2 separate regions of the Homo sapiens genome follow, and region 1 is linked to region 2. Evidence: chromatin loops called from intact Hi-C (ENCODE). Cell type or tissue: B cell. All regions are shown on one strand. Links, peaks and the distances in the headings refer to the core of each region. The heading gives the core; the rest is flanking DNA. Region 1 has its middle 21 kb from the start of BCORL1. Region 2 holds the start of LOC124905216 (a long non-coding RNA gene).

What was found. Peaks named below come from ENCODE experiments on the same cell type or tissue, not always from the same donor. Only the 100,000 strongest peaks of a DNase experiment are listed, where the experiment ranks them.
Region 1: a loop joins it to region 2, with 12 times the contacts of the local background. A loop is called at or near these places in 5 of 110 quality-filtered maps.

What each region holds. Positions count from the first base shown.
Region 1 is chrX:129,956,594-129,966,518 of GRCh38, forward strand. No RefSeq gene overlaps it. Among named protein-coding and RNA genes, the nearest start is that of BCORL1, 21 kb to the right of the region's middle. RefSeq lists an enhancer at 2,493-2,993. In B cell, for the core only: no CTCF peak of the experiment used is centred there; a DNase peak (open chromatin) is centred at 4,878; H3K4me3 peaks cover 1,096 bases; H3K27ac peaks cover 1,078 bases.
Region 2 is chrX:130,020,067-130,029,991 of GRCh38, forward strand. BCORL1 (BCL6 corepressor like 1) reads left to right here. Exons shown (of 14, transcript NM_001379451.1): 5 at 919-1,084; 6 at 2,831-2,911; 7 at 4,924-5,313; 8 at 8,569-8,795. It overlaps LOC124905216 (a long non-coding RNA gene), which reads right to left and starts at 4,032. Exons shown (of 2, transcript XR_007068333.1): 1 at 3,890-4,032; 2 at 2,832-2,949. RefSeq lists enhancers at 3,966-4,015, 5,116-5,615. In B cell, for the core only: a CTCF peak has its summit at 8,311 (motif pointing left); DNase peaks (open chromatin) are centred at 4,285 and 8,325; H3K27ac peaks cover 1,329 bases.

The sequences.
Region 1 (9,925 bases), core at 1,398-9,397, 63 kb before region 2:
AACATGTGGCAGAGCTGAAGAGTACGGAATAATGAGAGATGGAAGGAGTGGAAGCGAGATGGGGTTTCGCGCAAGGGGTGTGGCCCCAAAGGAAGGTGCGGGAAAAGGTAGGGGTTAAACCTCTATTCGGATTTAACCACCTTCCTGGATTTAACCATCTTTCCAAAGCTTCTCCTCTCTAACGTTGAAGCGGGAGCTAAGTAGCAGCAATGGGTTCCCTCCCCACCTCCCCCCCACCCCCGCAACCTTATGCAGCCGATCTTAAGGACCAGGTACTGAGGAATGGGCTGTCCTTTCCGACCTGCACCCCTCAACGATTGGGATCGCTTTAGTTTCTCCCTGGAGTCGAGCATTTGCCTGCACTTAAAAAAAAAAATCCCAAACCTGGACCCCCTTTGGGGAGGGGGTTAACAGTTTCCTTAAGTTTTCTCTAGTCTGAGTAAAGAAGGACTTCCTTCTACTCGTCCTCAACTATCCCCTGGGGCTTCAGCGGGGCGCGAGAGCTCGGGTCTGGGCCGGGGGCCGAGCAGGCTGCGCTGCCCCTCCAGGATTTCCTGCACTCGACGCGGCGAGGCCGGCTCGAACTTCGGCCTCCGACGAAGGCAACTCCGCTTCCCTTTAAAATGCAGCAACTCCCGGCCCCCGCCCCCGCCCCTCGGGCCGCCTCCTCCCCCTCCCCCTCCGCCCCTGCCCAGGCCCCGGCTCCTCCCCGAGCCCTCGGCGTGGGGGCCTCCTTGCCACCTGCCCGCTGCCCATCCCACATGCAAAGCGTGACCGCCGGGGAAGGAAGCCGAGCGCGCGCGCCCACACCGGCCCTGCGCCGCGGCGACAGCGAGCAGCTCGCCTACTCCGTCCGTCTGCGCTTACCCAGCATGCACTTCCAGGCCCTGAGCTATCTCGGAGCCGCAGCCCCGGGGTCAGAGCGGCCGGAAGAAACAGGAAGTTTGGGACGGTCCTAGTCGTGGGGCCGGGAGTCCTAAAAGACAGGCCCTGAACTCCGTGCTGCCTCTCCCTTCCCCCGCTCCCTCCCTCTGGCGGACTTCCCTGGGGTCCGTTTCGGGGGCTGGCCTGAACTCCGAAAATCCAGATGTGTTTGGGGGTCATTCAAGGCACACTCCCAGGGTTCCCTTCGCGGTAGCATCTCCTGGCTTTATGGATCGAGGGGTGGGAGGAGGAGGGAGTGCTCCCGCCCTGGTGGGGTGGTAGTCCCCGAGGGGGCGTTGTCTTCTGCCCGCCGAGAGGGGGAAGGACGCTAGATTGGGGTGGAGGTTGGGGGGCTGGAGATTTGTCTCCCACGGCCAATTCCTGGGCGGATAGGGCAGTGGTTAGAACCTATGGCGGAGTCCGGACTTACTGGCTCTCCTTCCCACTGCCAGTTAGCTTTGCTCTAATCTGCCCTCCACATTGACTTAGGCTGCCCCATTACCCTCAGCACTATCTCACAGACCTGCGCTGCTGCTCACCAGGGGCACCGGGCAAGGGAGCCCCATTCCTAGTGCAGAGAACACAAAGGGCATGCCCTGTTGAAAGTGATCTCCATTCGCACACCCCTTTGGCCAGGCAGGAAGGAGTGGACTCTCACTTCCCTTGGCTTCCCTCTCAGTCCCCACCCTACCTCAGCGTTAGCTAAACCACTGACCCAAGCAACCTCAACTGTCCCCACACGAGCCTCTCGCTGGCCAGTAGCTGAAAGGAGTGTGGGTCATGGTTGATCCCAGTGGGCCATTTTGATCCCAGTATGCCATCTGGCCAATCCTTTTCGGCTTGTGCAGACTAGCCGTTTGGGTGGACATACTCATTCTATAGCTTCACACTCCCAGCCAGGGACTTTTCCCTTCCCGCTCACTAGAGGTTTCCAAGTTCTCCTTGATGTAGTCGACTCATTGCATCTTCCTAGATTTGCTGAGAGGAGGTGGTGGGGAGTGAAGAACTAGGAAGAATATTTTGGAGGTGGAAAACTGTAGATGAAAACTCATTGGCTGTAGAATGAATGTAATGATTGTAAAGTGAGACTGTCATGGCCATCACAGACATTCCCAGGCAGAATTAATTGGGCTTTCCCCTGCGCTCCCATAGATTAGGATTTATACCTCTATTATCACATTGTATTGTAATTATTTGTTGACATGTTTCTCTCCCCCATAGATGGGGAGCTCCTGGAGGGCAGAGACTATGCCTTATTTATCTGTAGACCTCCCTGCACAGATCCTTGCTTACAAAAGAGATATTGAATACATGTACTAGAAATGGAAGGGGATCCAACAGGATGACCTTCAGGACCTCGTTCAGCGCTAATATCCTGTGATGCAACTTAAACATGTGCCCACAGATGTTCTCACGTTCACATAAACACACAAATACACAAAATACCATCATGCCACAGTCGGGGTGTCACTCCTTGGAAAGTGAACAGATGTTACATGATGCCAAGTAAATGGCCTTTTGAAAGTTGAATCTCCAAACCTAAACATCTGAAGTGTCGACAGGCAACGTCACAACTGGTTGGGCTGATTTTGTTTACTGCCCTGACTTTTTAAGCAACCACAGCCCTACATAATAGAAACAGTGAGGATTTGAGCTTGAAAAGGCCCTGAGATGCTCTGGTACAAGTCTTTTCATTTTACAGATGAGAAGGTCCCTGGTCCAAAGTCAGACAGGAGCAGAAATGTCAGTCCTGTAATTCTTGACACTCGGAGCTTGCACGTGTGACACGTTTGTATGCAGACACCTGCCTGAACCTGCACACATGGCTGCTGACATGCATAGACGTGGTTGCATCCCCAACCACGTGTGCCACCACGACACAGGGGTACACCCTTCCCCCAAAACTTACCAAGCAAGTGAAGATGGCCCTATCCCCGTGTAGGGGGAGGCAGGGCTGGCTGCTGCTGATCAGAGAAGGGAAGGCAGGGGTCACCTGGGCTGGGCAGCCCTTGCCAGAGTGTGAAGGGGACCGAGAAGCCCATAGGTTTGCAGCTGTCATTGAATGTGCTCGGCTCACCCAGCTCCCCTCGGCTCTTCTCCGTCTCTCGGTCTGCAGAGGGCGAGGAGAGGAGACGCTCCCGGCTCATTCCAGCGAGCCGTGTGCACGCTGCAGGCGTGGTATGTGAGTAAGCGGCGCGCTTCCAGCTGCTGCCTTATACTTTGAGGGCTGACAGGCCGCCCCCTCCCCGCTAAACAAAACTGTGTAGTGGGGCCGCCCTCACCCACCACTGGCCTCTCTTCACACGGGCATGATTAAGGCAACCAGGACCGCAGCAAGCCCTTCTCAAAAGGAGAGAAATTATGGCTTTTTCTCCACCTCGCCTGACTGCCTTTTCCTAGGGGATCTCCTCTCTCAGACCCACCTCCAACTGGAAATCTACGCAGAGTTAACCCCCTACCTGCCTCAGATAGCCTCACTACAGCACACTCTTGTAACACTCCAGTGGAGAGTTTGCACCCTAACCATGGGTGCCTGCTTATATTTCCCATTAGGGTCCTGTCTCCCACCTCCACCCCATTCAATACTATCATCCCTGTCTTACCTTTGTATAGTGCTTCATAGCTTTCAAAGCACTTTCCCATGCATGTCTTATTTCACCTTTACCACACCTCATAAGGCAAGTATTAGTAGCTTCACTTTAGACACCAGGAGGCTGAAGCTCAGAGAAGATAAGCAAGCTGCCCAAGGTCACACAGTTGATGCATTGGGGTAGAGCAGGTCTACAATCTTCATCTTTGACTACAAAGCACACTCTTTGTCCACTCTGCCACCCTAATGCCCAGTTGATATCCAGCTCCCCAAAAGGAGGGGGCTGTCATTCTGCTTCTTTTTTCTTTTAAAAATTATTATTTTCTGGCCAGGCACAGTGGCTTATGCCTGTAATCCCGGCACTTTGGGAGGCCGAGGCGGATGGATCACTTGAGGTCAGGAGTTCGAGATCAGCCTGGCCAACATGGTGCAACTCCGTCTCTACAAAAATACAAAAATTAGCCAGGCGTGGTGGCGCAGGCCTGTAGTCCCAGCTACTCGGGAGGCTGAGGCAGGAGAATCGCTTGAGGAGGCGGAGGTTGCAGTTAGCCAAGATTGTACCACTGCACTCCAGCCTGGGCAACAGAGAGAGACTCCGTCTCAAAAAAAAAAAAAAAAGTAAAATTATTATTTTCATTTTAGAGACAGGGTCTTGCTATGCTGCCCAGGCTGGAGGGCAGTGACTATTAACAGGTGCAATCATAGCACAGTGCAGCCTCGAACTTGTTTTTCTGCTTCTTTTATACCTCCAGAGCACCTGATATAGGACTGGCTCTGTACATGCTGGGCATTCCCAGGCCAGGGTAACCAGACAGACCCATGATACAACCTGCCAGCGAATCCCGGAAACTCCAGGACAGGAGACACTTGCAGGCTAATGGTGGTGTGCACCACCAGAGTCTTCGGCAGCTCACGGCCCTTCTATCTGCCTTAAGTTGCTGGGGCAGAGAGCAGTGCCAAGGCAGAGAGGAAGGAGAACATCCCTCCGTGTAGACCCCAGCTCTTCCCTCCCCCTCTCCTCTGGGGCTTCAGCGGGTCCGGAGCTCATGAATAAAGCTAATATTGGAACTAGTCGTATACTAGTTGGAGAGGGGCTGTTGTCTAGATCCTCCCTTGCAGGGACGGGTTGTGCCAATAGAATGCCCCGAGGCCCCAGCCCTCTCGTGATGGTTGGCTGGAACTAAGGCACCCCCCTCTCTCGCCCTTTTATGAGTCTCAGCTGATTTCCCTGGAGGGCGGCCCCACTAGCCAGCGCCCCCAACCCGCTACCGGACTCCCTCACTATACCTGGGCCCCGCCCCAACTGTCCTCAGGGGCGGGGCCAGCCCTAGGGCAAGCTGGGGCAGGAAGTGGTTGCAATTACACACACTCCCGCCCCGCACTGGCTGCCACTGCCAGAGTGACAATGCTAACTCGGCCGGCCCCAAACGTCAGGGCAAGGGCTAAGAAGAGGACTCAACCAGAGAAGCTCCTGGGCTGGAACGAAGCTCTTTTCCTGAGAGAAGGGAGTTTCCGAGGTTAGGCTTGGTTGGAAGCCTCAGCGGATTGTTGGTCACATCCAGAGATGAAGGGAGGGGGTCGTGGGTCTCCTTCCCCACCCAGACATGGCAGTCACTCACACCGTCATCTCTTTTTAACCTGGCCACTAGCTGACAGCAGCTTTTCCTAGCTGCTTGGGCCCCCTGCTCGCAACTGCCAAGACAGACAGCTCTGATCCCTCCTACCAGGGGAAGATGGGCTTTGATTCTCTACTACTGCAAACAACCACAGCACAGTGGTTTCTATATCCCCTACTCCTCCTTCGTTTCTTAGGCATTCCCATCTGGGGCGGCTCTGGGCCAGGTGGAGAGCGTGACTGGTATGGCCACAGCTATGGGCTGAGAACCATGTAGAGAGAGGGATGGATGGGGGAATTCGAGAATGTTTGGGTGGGATGACTTCAGAACTCTCTGGGTTGGGCTTTCACTGAAAGCATCATTAGCTCAAAAAATTGGGGCTACATTAGAGGAATGGAGGTAGAAGGGGGCAGTGAAGAAACTGGACAAATGAAAGAAGATACTTTAGGCTGGGCATGGTGGCTCACGCCTGTAATCCCAGCACTTTGGGAGGCCGAGCCAGGTGGATCACCTGAGGTCAGGAGTTCAAGACCAGCCTGGCCAACATGATGAAACCCTGTCTCTAGTAAATAAAAAAAATTAGCCGGGAGTAGTGGAGTGCACCTGTAATCCCAGCTACTTGGGAGGCTGAGGCAGGAGAATCTCTTGAACCTGGGAGGTGGAGGTTGCAGTGAGCCAAGATTATGCCATTGCACTCCAGCCTGGGCAACAAGAGCGAAACTCTGTCTCAAAAAAAAAAAAACAAAAAAACAAAAACTTGAGTATGTGAGGGAATGGGGATGGATGAGTGAAGTAGGTTTCTTAAAAGGCCTAGAAACCCAGTGGATACAGTGGGGGGGCTCTTTTTTTTTTCTTTTTCTTTTGAGACGGAGTCTCGCTCTGTTGCCCAGGCTGGAGTGCCGTGGGGTGATCTCAGCTCACTGCAAATTTTTGTTTTTTTGGGTTTTTTTTGAGATGGAGTTTCGCTCTTGTCACCCAGGCTGGAGTGCAATGGCATGATCTCGGCTCACTGTAACCTCTGCTTCCTGGGTTCAAGTGATTCTCCTGCCTCAGCCTCTCGAGTAGCTGGGATTACAGGTACCACCACACCAGGCTAATTTTTGTATTTTTAGTAGAGACAGGGTTTCACCATGTTGGCCAGGCTGGTCTTGAACTCCTGACCCCAAGTGATCCTCCCACCTCAGCCTCCCGAAGTGCTGGGATTAGAGGCGTGAGCCACTGTGCCTGGCCCAAATTTTAGTATTTTTATTAGAGACAGGATTTCATCATGTTGGCCAAGCTGGTCTTGAACTCCTGACCTAAAGTGATCTGTCCGCCTTGGCCTCTCAAAATGCTGGGATTACAGGCGTGAGCCACCATAGTGGGGAATCCTCTTTTCCCTTCCCCAGCATCTTCTTCTGCAAGCCTAGGTTCCTATGTCTGCACTTTTTGAAGCATGAACTTAGCGCTTACCTCCCAGCTTCAGAGCCCCATTTCACATCCTCCTAATAGCTTCAGGGAACCCTCCTTTCCTTGTTCTATTGAAATTGCCCCCCTTCTCCGGTGGCAGGCCTGCTCAATTTGCTGAGGTGGGCTGGGGCTCACTTTGGGGCTGCCTAAAACGGAGGCTTTCCCCTCCTCACTCTGCAGGAGTCAAAGGCTTGGCATCCCAGCTTGGGGGGCTAGCTGGCCAGCAGTCCTTTTCCCCGGGGTGCCAGGCTCCCTGGAGCCTGGGAAGCTGAGTCATAGGCAACTTCAGGCTCCACAGACAGCACAGCAAGAGAAAGAAGGAGGAAGAAAAAGAAAAGGGTGAAAAAAAAAATACCCGGTCGGGCGCAGTTGTTCACGCCTGTAATCCCAGCACTTTGGGAGGCCGAGGGGAGGTGTGGATTATTTGAGGCCAGGAGTTTGAGACCAGCCTGGCCAACATGGCGAAAACCCGTCTCTAATAAAAATACAAAAATTAGCTTGGTGTGGTGATGCATGCCTGTAATCCCAGCTACTCTGGAGGCTGAGGCAGGAGAATCAGTTGAACCCAGGAGGCAGAGGTTGCAGTGAGCTGAGATTGTGCCACTGCACTCCAACCTGGGCGACGGAGTGAGAGAGACTCCGGAAAGACAGAGAGAAAGAGAGAAAGCGAGGAGAGGGGAGGGGAGGGGAGGAGAGGGGAGAGGAGAGGAGAGGAGGGGGGAGAGAGAGAGAGGGAGCGAGAGAGAGAGAGAGAGAGAGAGAGAGAAGAGAGAGAAAGAGAAAGAGAAAAAAGCCCACCATGATGTTTGTCTGTTAGCAGAGGGCAGGAGGGCCTCCTGGTCCTGCCTTAGCCTTGCTTCACTCGCACTGGAGATAGAGATCACAATCAGAAGATTGTCTTTGAATATGAAGGACGACGACAGGACCCAGGATCAAATAAAGGAATAGGGATGGAAGTGTTTTGTAAACTATTAAGTTGTGTACAGATGTGAGGGATTACTACTATTATTAATATGCATTATAAAATTGCATTTTTCTCCCATGGATCTGGTTTATCCAATAGTGTTCTTTTTTTTTTTTTTTTTGAGACGGAGTCTCGCTCTATCGCCCAGGCTGGAGTGCAGTGGCGCGATCTTGGCTCAGTGCAAGCCCCGCCTCCTGAGTTCACACCATTCTCCTGCCTCAGCCTCCCCAATAGCTGGGACTACAGGCACCTGCCACCAAGCCCGGCTAATTTTTTGTATTTTTAGTAGAGACAGGGTTTCACCGTGTTAGCCAGGATGGTCTCGATCTCCTGACCTCGTGATCCGCCCGCCTCGGCCTCCCAAAGTGCTGGGATTACAGGCGTGACCACCGCGCCCGGCCTCCAATATTCTTCTTCTTCTTTGTCTTCTTTTTTTTTGAGATGGAGTCTCGCTCTGTCACCCAGGCTGGAGTGCAGTGGTGCAATCTCGGCTCACTGCAAACCCCGCCTCCTGGGTTCACGCCATTCTCCTGCCTCAGCCTCCCGAGACGGGGTTTCACCGTATTAGCCAGGATGGTCTCAATCTCTTGACTTCGTGATCTGCCCGCCTCGGCCTCCCAAAGTGCTGGGATTACAGGCGTGAGCTACCACGCCCGGCCCCCAATATTCTTCTTAATGCAGGAGCATGACAGAGGCAGGTTAGCCCTGGGAATTTGGAGCTCCAGGTGAAGCCTTGTGTGTGGGTCTGTGTGTGAGAGAGAGAAAGAGAGAAACATGTCTTGCTGTATCTGTACCCTCAATATCTAGAACAAACCAGAGAAAGGAGCTCAAGTGCTTACTGTCTGCCCATTGAATGGCTGATGGAATGAAATCAGGGAGGGGTGCTCCAACCCTTTGGCCTCCTCTGTTGCTGCTATAGTACTGATTTTGTACAGATGGATCTCAGCTCCTTTCAGCTGCAGGAATCATGTCCTACAAACCCAGTCTCCCAAGTGCTGCTGAGTCCCTGCAAGTCTGTGGCAGCAGGTCACTGTACCCCTGGATGTCTCTGTCACAACTAGAGGCTTGGTGTTCAGAGGCTCAGCACACAGCCAAGGCCATTCACACCACAGATTATTGCTATTTGAGTCTTTTCAAGGGCCTTCAGGATCCTGCAAAGCCTTGGAACCGTTCTGAACATCAATCAACAAACAAATGGGGTCATGGATGGGGAAGCACTTTGTGACCCGCAAAGCCCCATACAAATGTAAGGGATTATTGCATTGTATTGCAAAAAAAAGCATTCCGATTCTTTGAAGATTGTAGTTATATGGGTTTTGGCACGCAGGAGTCTACTGCATTATAAAATGTGTTTGTGTGGGAGTGCCTGTCGTGCGTGTGCATGTTCAGGGTTAGGATCTGTACATAGAAACCTACCTGGCCAAATGGCACATACAAAGGGTCACTTAGACCACACAAAGCCGATATTGGTGAGTTATCAAGAATTCCCTGCCCCTCTATCTTTTTCAATATGCTTTTTTTTTTTTTTTTTTTTTTTGAGACGGACCCTTGCTCTGTCTCCCAGGCTGGAGTGCAGTGGCACGATCTCAGCTCACTGCAACTTCTGCCTCTGGGTTCAAGCGATTCTTCTGCCTCAGTCTCCCGAGTAGCTGGGACTACAGGCGCACGCCACCACACCCGGCTAATTTTTGTATTTTTTTAGTGGAGACGGGGTTTCACCATATTGGCCAGGTTGGTCTCGAACTCCTGACCTCCTGATCTACCGTCCTTGGCTTCCCAAAGTGCTGGGATTACAGGCGTGAGCCACCGCGCCCGGCCTCAATATGCTTTTATATAGGTGCTCTCGTTGGATTCTCCCCACAACACTATGCCACTGTTAAGTTTCCCTGAGTTGAGTTTATTCCAATAAAGTACACAGTGAGCTTGGAGGAATCTACTTTTGAGACTTGCAGGCGCTGAGAACTTCGCCTGGGAGAAATTTTCAGGCAGAGAAAAACATGGTCTGTGTAGGTCCTGGCAGGACACTCCAGACCCATGCCAACTTCCCTCCATTCTCTGTCCCCACAGAGCAGCTCTACAACGCCTCCATGATGACCTCCAGACCAAGAAGAAGGCTCTCTTTCAGTCAGACATTCAGTCAACAAACACATACTGAACGCTTTCCTATTGGTGCCAGGCTTTCTGCTAGGTCCTGGCACTACAGAGATGAAGAAGCCTTCACTGCTCCTCATTCACCCCTCACCTCTCCAGCCACAGGTTTCGTGGCATCTTTCCCCCTTCAAGGCTCGCCTTGATGTTCATTTTATTCTACTAAGCGAAGGCAGGGCTAATGGTTTTGAATCCAGCCTGGTTATTCGGTCTCTGATGGAGCAACAAGGGACC
Region 2 (9,925 bases), core at 1,204-9,203:
GAGAGCTGATGCCCAGAGGCCCGGGCTGGGGGCCAGGACCCCCGGGTCCTAGTCCCAATTCTGGGTCTTTCTCACTGCAAGCACAAATGTGCTAACTTGCGGGTTGGCCTGGTAAGTGGCAGTCCCTGAGCCAGTGGACACATGGGATTGTGTGTTACCCTGGACAAGTCATTCAACCCTTTGTCTTGGAGCCTCCGTTTTCTTATCTGTTCAGTGGGGATAATATTAGCTTCTCCTCCCAGGGTTGTGGGGAGGATAAAATCCAATAATAGAGATGAGAGCATTTGGAAAGGCTGAAAGTGCTACAGAGTATAAAGTGGCATTATGAATAATGCTTGGGCCTTTTCACTGGGTTTTATAAATATGAGGATATTTGAATTGCTCCTGTGTCATGTTTTTCTTCTTGCCTTAGTTGAATCTATTTTCTGGTATTAATTTACACGTGAAAAGAGACAATTTTTCTTGAGTTGGCCTGTACTGAGAATTATTTTCAGTTGTTGGTGCAATACCATTCACAGTGAAGTTATTTGAACAATGTAGTCTCCCAACTTGCAGAAGAGGCATTTTGTTTAATGCCGGTCTCTCCATTGGTGTTTGGGTACAGAGAGTATGGGGCCTGACTTTGCACCTTTTAAAATGACTTTGGGTGTTTATTCACTGGCTTTTGAACGCAGACTCTGTAGACCTCTTTAAAGTGATGGGATGTGGACGCCTATGGGGATTAGCTGGGGCCCTGGACTCAGTCCAAAAGAGCCCCTGTCACCCACTCTGGAAGGCAGTGCACGGCCCCTTGCCCCTGGTCCCCCACTCTGGGCAGCTCATGCCTCTAGGTCAGAAACGGGACACATGGCTCAACCCCTGGAGAGCTTTCTTAAGAAGCAAAACTGACCTCAGACCTGACCCTCTACCTCTCCACAGTGCCGGAAGCTGCCCAGTGACCCCCAGGAATCCACCAAGAAAAGCCCCAGGGGGGCTTCAGATTCAGGAAAAGAGCACAATGGAGTCAGGGGAAAGCACAAGCACCGGAAGCCGACAAAGCCGGAGTCCCAGTCTCCAGGAAAACGAGCCGACAGCCACGAGGAAGGTAGGCCCCGCGGCCCTGGCCCTCTGGGCTGGGCTGCAGAGGGATCCCCAGGGCACAGTGGTGAGGGCAGAGGGGCTCAGGCGCTGACTCCTTCACTCTGGAAAAGTGAGACTTCTTCACTGTGGAAAGAAGATATGATTGACCCCTCTGAAGTCTAAGGTGAGCGAGCAAGGATCGGGGGCCCCTTCTGCTCCTCCTGGGTGCTAGAATAAGGCTGAAGGAAGTGGTTTTCCGACACAAACACCAGGCCCACAACACAGTAGCCGACCCATTTCCCCGCGATGGGTCTAGGCTCAAAGAAACAAGTTTAAGGAGAATTTAGACAAAAACCACGGAATGGGGGTTCATTACGCTGTCTTCTTTGGGTATACTGGAAAACTGCTATTCTGAAAGGACAAAAATAAATAGCTAGTTAGCTAGGAGAGTTTAGAGAAATCTTAAACGTTTATTATCATTTAGGGACACACAGGATATCTGGGATGACGGGGCTGGTATGTGTCCCTAACCTGTCCGTTTTGCCACTAATAGTTTCTGGGCACCCTTATCAGGGAGAGAATCCCCAGCATTCCTGAGCATAGGAGTCCAGGTTCATGGTCTTGCCCACCTGACGTGACTATGACCTGCCTCTTCTGGTCTGTTCTTTTTTTTTTTGAGACAGAGTCTCACTTTGCTTCCCAGGCTAGAGGGAGTTCAGTGGCACAATATCGGTTCACTGCAGCCTCAACCTCCTGAGCTCAAGTGATCCTCCTACCTCAGCCTCCCGAGTAGCTGGGACCACAGGCATGTGCCATTACACCTGGCTAATGTTTGTAGTTTTGAAGAGATGGGGTTTCACCATGTTTCCCAGGCTGGTCTTGAACTCCTGGGCTCAAGCCATCTCCCTGCCTCAGCCTCCCAAAGTGTTGGGATTACAGGCGTCAGCCACTGCGTCCGGCCTCATCTGTTCTTAGCCGTTTTTTCTCTGTTCACTGGCTCCTTGTTCCTATCTTCCCACCTCACTCAATCCTCCAAGATTCACTGAGGTTGCCCTCCTCTGGGACCTGCTCCAGCTCAGTTAGAACTTTGTTTATTTTCTTTCTTTCTTTCTTTTTTTTTTTTTTTTTTTTTTTTTTTTTGAGATGGAGTCTCACTCTGTCACCCAGGCTGGAGTGCAGTGGCACAATCTTGGCTCACTGCAAACTCTGCATCCCAGGTTCAAGTGATTCTCCTTCCTCAGCCTCCCAAGTATCTGGGACTACAGGTGAGTGCCACCACGCCCGGCGAATTTTTGTATTTTTAGTAGAGTCGGGGTTTCACCATGTTGGCCATGCTGGGCTCGATCTCCTGACCTCAGGTGATCCACCCACCTCGGCCTCCCAAAGTGCTGGGATTACAGGCGTGAGCCACCATGCCCAGCAGAACTTTGTTGAGGTGCAGCAGCCTCAGAGTCCTATGGGCAGTGGGGCCTCCTACTTTCCTACTTTCTGGCACACCATCACATTGATACTGTGCACTGCCTTTTCTGGTATCAGCAAAAGCGACCAAACTCTCAGTTTTTAAAAACCACCTGGAAACACTCATTGTCTACAAGAGACACATATGTGATGGCCACGTAAGGGGAGTGAATAAATGTAACCCAGATTAACCACAGGGTAAACACAAACTCTTTCTCAATCTTTCCCCCGAGCCTCACAGGTGGGCTTTCTGGTCTTTAAGCTTTGATTGTAACATTTCTGCCTTCTGTCCCCAAACCACACATCACTCCAGGTTCCTTGGAAAAGAAAGCAAAGAGCAGTTTCCGTGACTTTATTCCTGTGGTTCTGAGCACCCGCACGCGCAGTCAGTCTGGTGAGTGAGACTAAGGTGATGGCCCCTCTCAGCATCTTCTATGAAAAGAGAGATCGAAATCTGGTTGAGCAGTTTTACCATGGGCCCAGGTGTCGAGTTGGGAATTTGATTCACTGTGCCACAATGCCCAGCTCCTTGCAGAGATAAGAGAGCCCTGGGTGGGGGCAGGGGACAAATAGTCCTCAAATATTGCCCACTGTTTGAGGATTATTTGTTCAACTTTTCAGAGCAGGGATTTGACATCTCTTGTTGGGAGCTGATGGTGGAAAGAGGTAAGGCCTGTGCCACTCGGGAAAGCTGGTTCAACTCCAAGCTTTGGCACCTCGTCATTACTGGGGCTAATCTCAGGCACAGACATTTAACTTTCTACCTTGGTCTTATTGCCCTATGTGACAGGCAGCCTCAAAGTTGGAAAAGTCATTGAATCGTCAGGGCTGGCAGAATCACATTTGGCTCCCTGAATTTGTGTTGGTCAACCTCTAGGGACTAAAAAAAGCTAGCCCTTTCTAGCCACCACTACCTTCTGCTAGCCTCCACACTGGTATCCAGGGCTGGAGATAGTTGTCCCAGTTCACCCAATTTCCATGCAAATTGGATAGAATGGGGAAGCAAGGTATAGTGTAAACTCAGTTATCTGACATTCTAGTAACCGGCACCTTAGCACATGGCAAGCGAGGTGGTAATTGGGGCTCATAATGATGGCCTGGAGGCCTTACAAAATCCTGAAGTGTCCTCTGAATTATCAAAGAGCAATTACATTACAGCCAGTCCCATTTTAGTGTTAAACACATTGTACTGTATTTGATTCTTTGGAAATTGGTGATCCCTTTGTGATCTCTATGATGATTCTGTATTAACCAGAATATTAGATTAACCAGAACACTTTGTTTTGCCTAGTCTATATAATGGAAAATGTGCTGTTATTTGCTGTCTTTTAGCAGTGTGACTAACTTGAAGCTTTGGTCAAGGGCTACTTACTCTATTTGCCTCGAACCATTTCTTTCTTCTGCTGACTTCGCTTGGGTCTGGGGACTGTTGAGTTAATAGCTGGGCCTTGGGAGAAAGATGGTGGTGTCTCACAGCTGCTTCCGAGGAGGAAGGTGTCAAATCTCCTGTAGTGTGAAACCAGGCCAATTTAGGATGTACTTTCGTTGTTAGCAGAGTTGAAGGAAAGAGTGGAGAGAGAAAATGGCCTCTTGGCAAGGTGGCTGAGGAAGGCAGGAAAGGTACCAATCCATCCTGGGGTGGTGGGGGAGGAGGGGGAAGCGCTTGCCCAGCGGTGAGGAACAGCTACAACCGGGTGGAGGGAGGTGCCTGGGAGGAAGCTCCACCCCTGAACTCTTGGCAAGTCGGGAGGAGGTGGGGTCAATTTAAGGGAAGTGGGCGTGCCTGGGTGCATTTGGGCGTGACCCAACCAGGCTCTGTCACAGATCACAGGAAAGGGACTCCTTCTTGCTTCGCTTTTCTTGAGACTCTTCTCTTGTGATGATTCTGCTTGGCCGGGGTGGCTCTGTCCCCAAGATTGGTGGTGCCACAAAAGGAGTATATCCTCCCTTGCCCTGTCTGAGACCCCAATTGCCCTCTCCTAGCCCCTGATTTCCCAGGGACCCGTGGCCCTCTCCTGCCCTTCACAAAATACTTGGCACTTTATAAGAGCTAAGCAAGAGTTTTGGGTGTGGATTCAGGTGACACTGTAACGTGGATGAGTAAGGGTGTGTGTTTTTAATACTTGATGTTGTCTGGTATATTGGACTCTGTAAAGCACATATGCGTGAAAAATCTTATTTGAGCCTCAAAACAGCCCTGTGAGGTCAGTAAGGGGAGAACAGTATCCCCATTTTATAGATGAGGAGACTGCACTGAAGGAACTTTCCCGAACGGTACAGCTAATAACTGGCAGAGCCTGAACTTGAACCCAGACCTTCAAACTCCTAGTCCAGGGCATTCACTTCGACACCATGCTTTGTCCTTTGAAGAAGTACCTGACCATCCTCTGTACATCCCATCCACAGGAAGCATCTGTAGCTCCTTTGCTGGCATGGCAGACAGTGACATGGGAAGCCAGGAAGTCTTCCCCACAGAAGAAGAAGAGGAGGTAACCCCCACCCCAGCTAAGCGTCGAAAGGTGAGAAAGACCCAACGGGACACCCAGTATCGCAGCCACCATGCCCAGGACAAGTCTCTGCTGAGCCAGGGCCGAAGGCACCTGTGGCGAGCCCGAGAAATGCCCTGGAGGACAGAGGCTGCCCGGCAAATGTGGGACACCAATGAGGAGGAGGAGGAAGAAGAGGAGGAGGGCCTGCTGAAGAGGAAGAAACGAAGACGGCAGAAGAGCCGAAAATATCAGACTGGGGAGTACCTGACAGAGCAAGAAGACGAGCAGCGGCGGAAAGGGAGAGCAGGTAAGGCTGGCCAGGGGCTCTGCTGTCGCCGCGGCCCGTTTGGCTTCTGGGAACCCTCGGGCATCTCTACGCCAGCCAAAGGCTTCGGGACCCAGAGAAACCCGGTGCTATGATCTCCAGCTGCCAGAGGGGGTCACTCAACTCCAGCTCCGAGCCTTTGGCTTTGGGTTGACATTGAATGAGTTCGGATTGGCCTGCAGGTGAGCGGAGGACATGAAGGCCCAAGCCCTCCGGTTTCTTATAGAAGTCTGAACCTGTGGGCAAGGCCACGGTGACATCCTTGGCATGGGACAACTGGATACCAGGGAGTTCTCTGGTTGGCTTGAGGGAGTCGAGTCTTTTGGGAGGACGGGTTCTCTCTCCTAGAATCTTGGGTTCAAGAAGACAGAGGGCATCGGCTGCCTTTCCTGGGATACTTGCAGCCTCTAAGCTAAAAAGAAGTACAGTGGGTTCTTCAAACCAACAGAAGAACTTCAAGTAGAAACGGGCACAGCATTGCTTTATCCGTTAAAGCCACAGTGATTATTCAGAGGCGGAGTGAAGCTTTGAGGTGACCCAAAGTAGCATCATTTTTGTTGGACCTGAGTTGAGAAGGCAGGCAGCCCAAAGAGAAAACCAGGCTTTCTCTGACCACATCAAATGCTGTGATATACCATTCCGGAGGCACAGACTGTCACAAGATGCTAATATCAGTATGTTCCACTGAGTACTGTTCAGGCCCATTCCTATAGTGGATTTCTAAATGAGCAAAAAGCACATCTTTGGGTTTTATAAGAACACCTCTGTCTCTCACTCTCATTCTCTGACCTCTACCCTGGAAGCAGCAATTGATTGCCTCCTATGATGTATTCATCCTGAGCTGCCGGTAAACATCCGCTGTCTCCTTATTAGCTAAAACTGAATAACCTCATATTGAGTGGGTAGTAGAGTCCAGGTTTGCTATAATGCAAAGACGGCTTAACCTCATTTCCGGCTCTGTTTAAGTGGAGGTGTATATGATACCCATCTCTACGCTCAAGAGAGTAATTGAGCTAATTTTCATCAACTATGTGACAGAGTGGGAACAATTCTCTTTCTTCTGCTAGAGCAATAATAGATTGGTCAGGAATGAGTTGTCAAGCTGTTGGCCTCAGCCACTTGTGTTAGGATGAAGAGGAGCTTTTGTGTATCACCTAATCTTCTCTAATGGCACCTGGTTTCCTAGCATGGAAGCTTCCTGTGGAACATATTGGCGCTTGGAACCAGAAGGACCTTCGAGGTTGCCTGGTCCAGTTTGCCACCCAATGCAAAGATAGAGATCTCCACAGCATTCTTGACAGGTAGCCAGCCAGCCTTTTCATGAACACACCTCCAGTAACGCAGAGAACACCACCAATCAAGGCATCCTACTTGATTTGGGGGCAGCTCCAGTTGTTGGAAAGTAGGTCATTCTTCCTCTGTGGATGTGTCTAAGGGTTTTGCATTGAGGCAGCTGGATTTGGCACATGGTCTGGTTACTTTCCTCCAGATCTGATGATGGCATCTTCGTGCAGGAATTTGGCAAAGGCCAAATGAGGCAGGTTACCCTGCTTCTGTCTGAGCCTCCTGACTTTTCTTTTCATCCTGGTTTTGGTTATCTCCCTTCTTGACCTGCGGAGCAGGTAGGCAGAGCCACTTCCACTCACACACCTGCCACCTCCGCTCTCTAGTCCTTTGTGGGCTACTATAAAGCCTTCACTTCTCTGCAATTGAATAAACACCCGAGCCTGCCCTGCCCTGGGTAAACAAGGTGGGGGGCTGTTTCTTTGCCTGTAGCATTGAACACTGTAATATGACTTCTTCATGTTTCCTGGGGTCCTCACAAGGCATGGTTCTGTTCCTTCCTCTTTTGCCTCAGCCCAAATGTGTCGCATCAAAAGCTGGAGTTTAGAACATTCTGACTGGAAGTGCTATTAGAGACCATGTAGTACAGCAATTCCTGGACAGGCTATGGGGCCCCACTAGCGGGCTGAGGCTAGCTGGGAGAAAGGGATGGCATGACAGCTGGCCTTCCAGGAACTGTGCATAAGCTGCAGCCAACTCCTTGTGCTGAAATGATGGCTTCCACATCTGGATCTGCCTTTGTCAATGTCACATGTGAGAGCCCGTGTCAGGGTTGAGAGAGGCGAGTTGAGAACTCTTCAATCTCAGTCCCTTCATTTCACTAATTGCTAGGCATGGTGTTCATTCCTTTGGGGAGGAAAACACACGGGCATGGCTCCACCTCAAGAGCTTGTGCTTAAATAACACAATAATGATGTCTTACTTGTTATAACACTTTTTGAAAGGGGTTTTGCATGTATTATCTTATTTAATTCTCATACCACTCTTGTGATGTAGATTATATTCTCCCCATTTTACAGATATGGCAACTGAGGCTCAGAGCAATTAGGACTTGAGCCCAGCCAATCACACAATTGATGGCCAAGCCAAGCAGCACTAATCTTGAGAGATGAGGTTAAACACACAGTCGCCCCTACACACGGGGTTAGGACAGACCCTGTGGGATGAAGCTCTTGATAATGGAGTTCCCGGCAGGCCTTTTTGAAATTAGAATGTGCTTTGTTCAGCAAGCTGTGGCTAAATTAGAGATGTTGCTGGTGTGTTCTAGTGACACCAGTGACTTGATTTTCACCCAGAAAAGGCAGCAGGTTTCTGCCCTTGACTGCCAGCTAGGTAGGCTCATGATGCCTTCTAGTTTCAGGGAGTTCCTGTAGCTTTGATCTTTGTGTCCTCGGAGAGTGACAAATGGGGCAGTCAGGTGAGTAGAGCTGAGGCCATGAAGGCAGCCTTCTACCTTTTCCTCCCTGTTCCCCATGTACTTGATACTTAATGTCAGCAGGACCACCAGATTTGCTTTCATACGGGACTGGAGAAACAGACAAAGGGAATGGGAAAAAAGCAAAAAGAAATTCTGATTTGCTCTGGGCTCTGGGAAAAATCCTGTTAAAATTACCCTTATCTTAGGGCTAGCCAGATGGGCCGCCCCCTGCTGGCAGGGCTGGGAGCTGTCTCCTGCTTGTAGATGAGGGACTTCGATGTTGAAGTATGGTGTGTTCATTCAAGAAGTATTTAGTGGAATAGTCAGCACAGCACTAGATATCGATAGCTGATAGTTATACAACTTTGCACTGCAGTTCTAATCCCCAAAGTCCTCTGATTCATCTTAGAGGAAGGCGTTGCTTTTCTGTGTTCCATTTCTCTGACATCCGTTCTTTTCCTGTTTCTTGCCTTCAGATTTAAAGGCCCGTAAGCAGAAGACTTCCTCCTCCCAAAGTTTGGAGCACCGCCTCAGGAACAGGAACCTTCTCTTGCCCAACAAAGTCCAGGGGATCTCGGATTCACCAAACGGTTTCCTCCCAAATAACCTGGAAGAGCCAGCCTGCCTTGAAAATTCAGAAAAGCCATCAGGAAAACGAAAGTGCAAGACCAAGCACATGGCAACCGTCTCAGAAGAGGCAAAGGTGTGTAGCTATCAAGGGGTATTGTAGAAGGTGTGTGTGGCGGGGGGTCAGAGGAGGCAGGAGGGGGGTGGGGGATGGGGAGGATCAAATTAACCCATATTTAGTAAGGCATTCTCAAACTAGTTCTCGAAGGGTTGGGGGTGGATTTGAAGAATGGGAACTAAAGTTATAGTTAATTTTAAGGTCTGGCCCATGATGGCTTTTCCTCTACAATCTTTAGATTTTCTTTGAGTTAAGGAAGAGTTAAAGAATATGGCAGGATGTTAGCTTGAGTAGCTCGTTAACATCCAATCAAGAAGCTTTTGTCTGGGTTTAACTTACTGGAAACCAATCTTGGAACTTTCTGAGTCAATCAAGGTAGAAAACAACTTGTAGGAGGAAGGATTTTAAGGTCCAGACAAAGGTTGATTGAGGGTGAGGCTGAAGGAATTCCACTGGGGCCCAGGTTCTAGCTACTCCTCCCCTACCCTGCTTCCCAGTTCTTTAGCTTCTCATGGAAGCGTAGATGCTAGTGAGTGGGCAGTCACCAATCAACAGCCAGGCAAGCATTCCTAAAACCCTCATCCCAAATCAACATCTCTTTTGGGTCTGATGTTCATGCCATTGGTGTTAGGTTGCATGTTGTATCCTTAGAAAAAATCAGTCTTCAACCTGGGTTAACTTTACATTTGAGAGAAGTGAGGGTCCGGGTTCAAATGTATACCTATAATATGTATTTGTCATTGACAGCCAAAAACAAAAGCCCATCTTCAGCTTGTTTTGGTGGTCGTGATTCTTATTTTTTTTTTTCTCTCTCTCTCTCTCTCTTTTTGAGAGTCACACGCTTTCGCCCAGGCTGGAGTGCAGTGGCACGATCTCGGCTCACTGTAACCTCCGCCTCCTGGGTTCAAGCGATTCTCGTGCCTCAGCCTTGTGAGTAACTGGGATTACAGGCGCCCACCACCACGCCCGGCTAATTTTTGTATTTTTAGTACAAAAATACAAAAAATCACCATGTTGGCCGGGCTGATCTCGAACTCCTGAGCTCAAGTGATCCGCCCGCCTTGGCCTCCCAAAGTGCTGGAATTACAGGCGGAAGCCATCACGCCTAGCGCTTTGGTGGTCATGATTCTTACTGGAATCCCCGAATG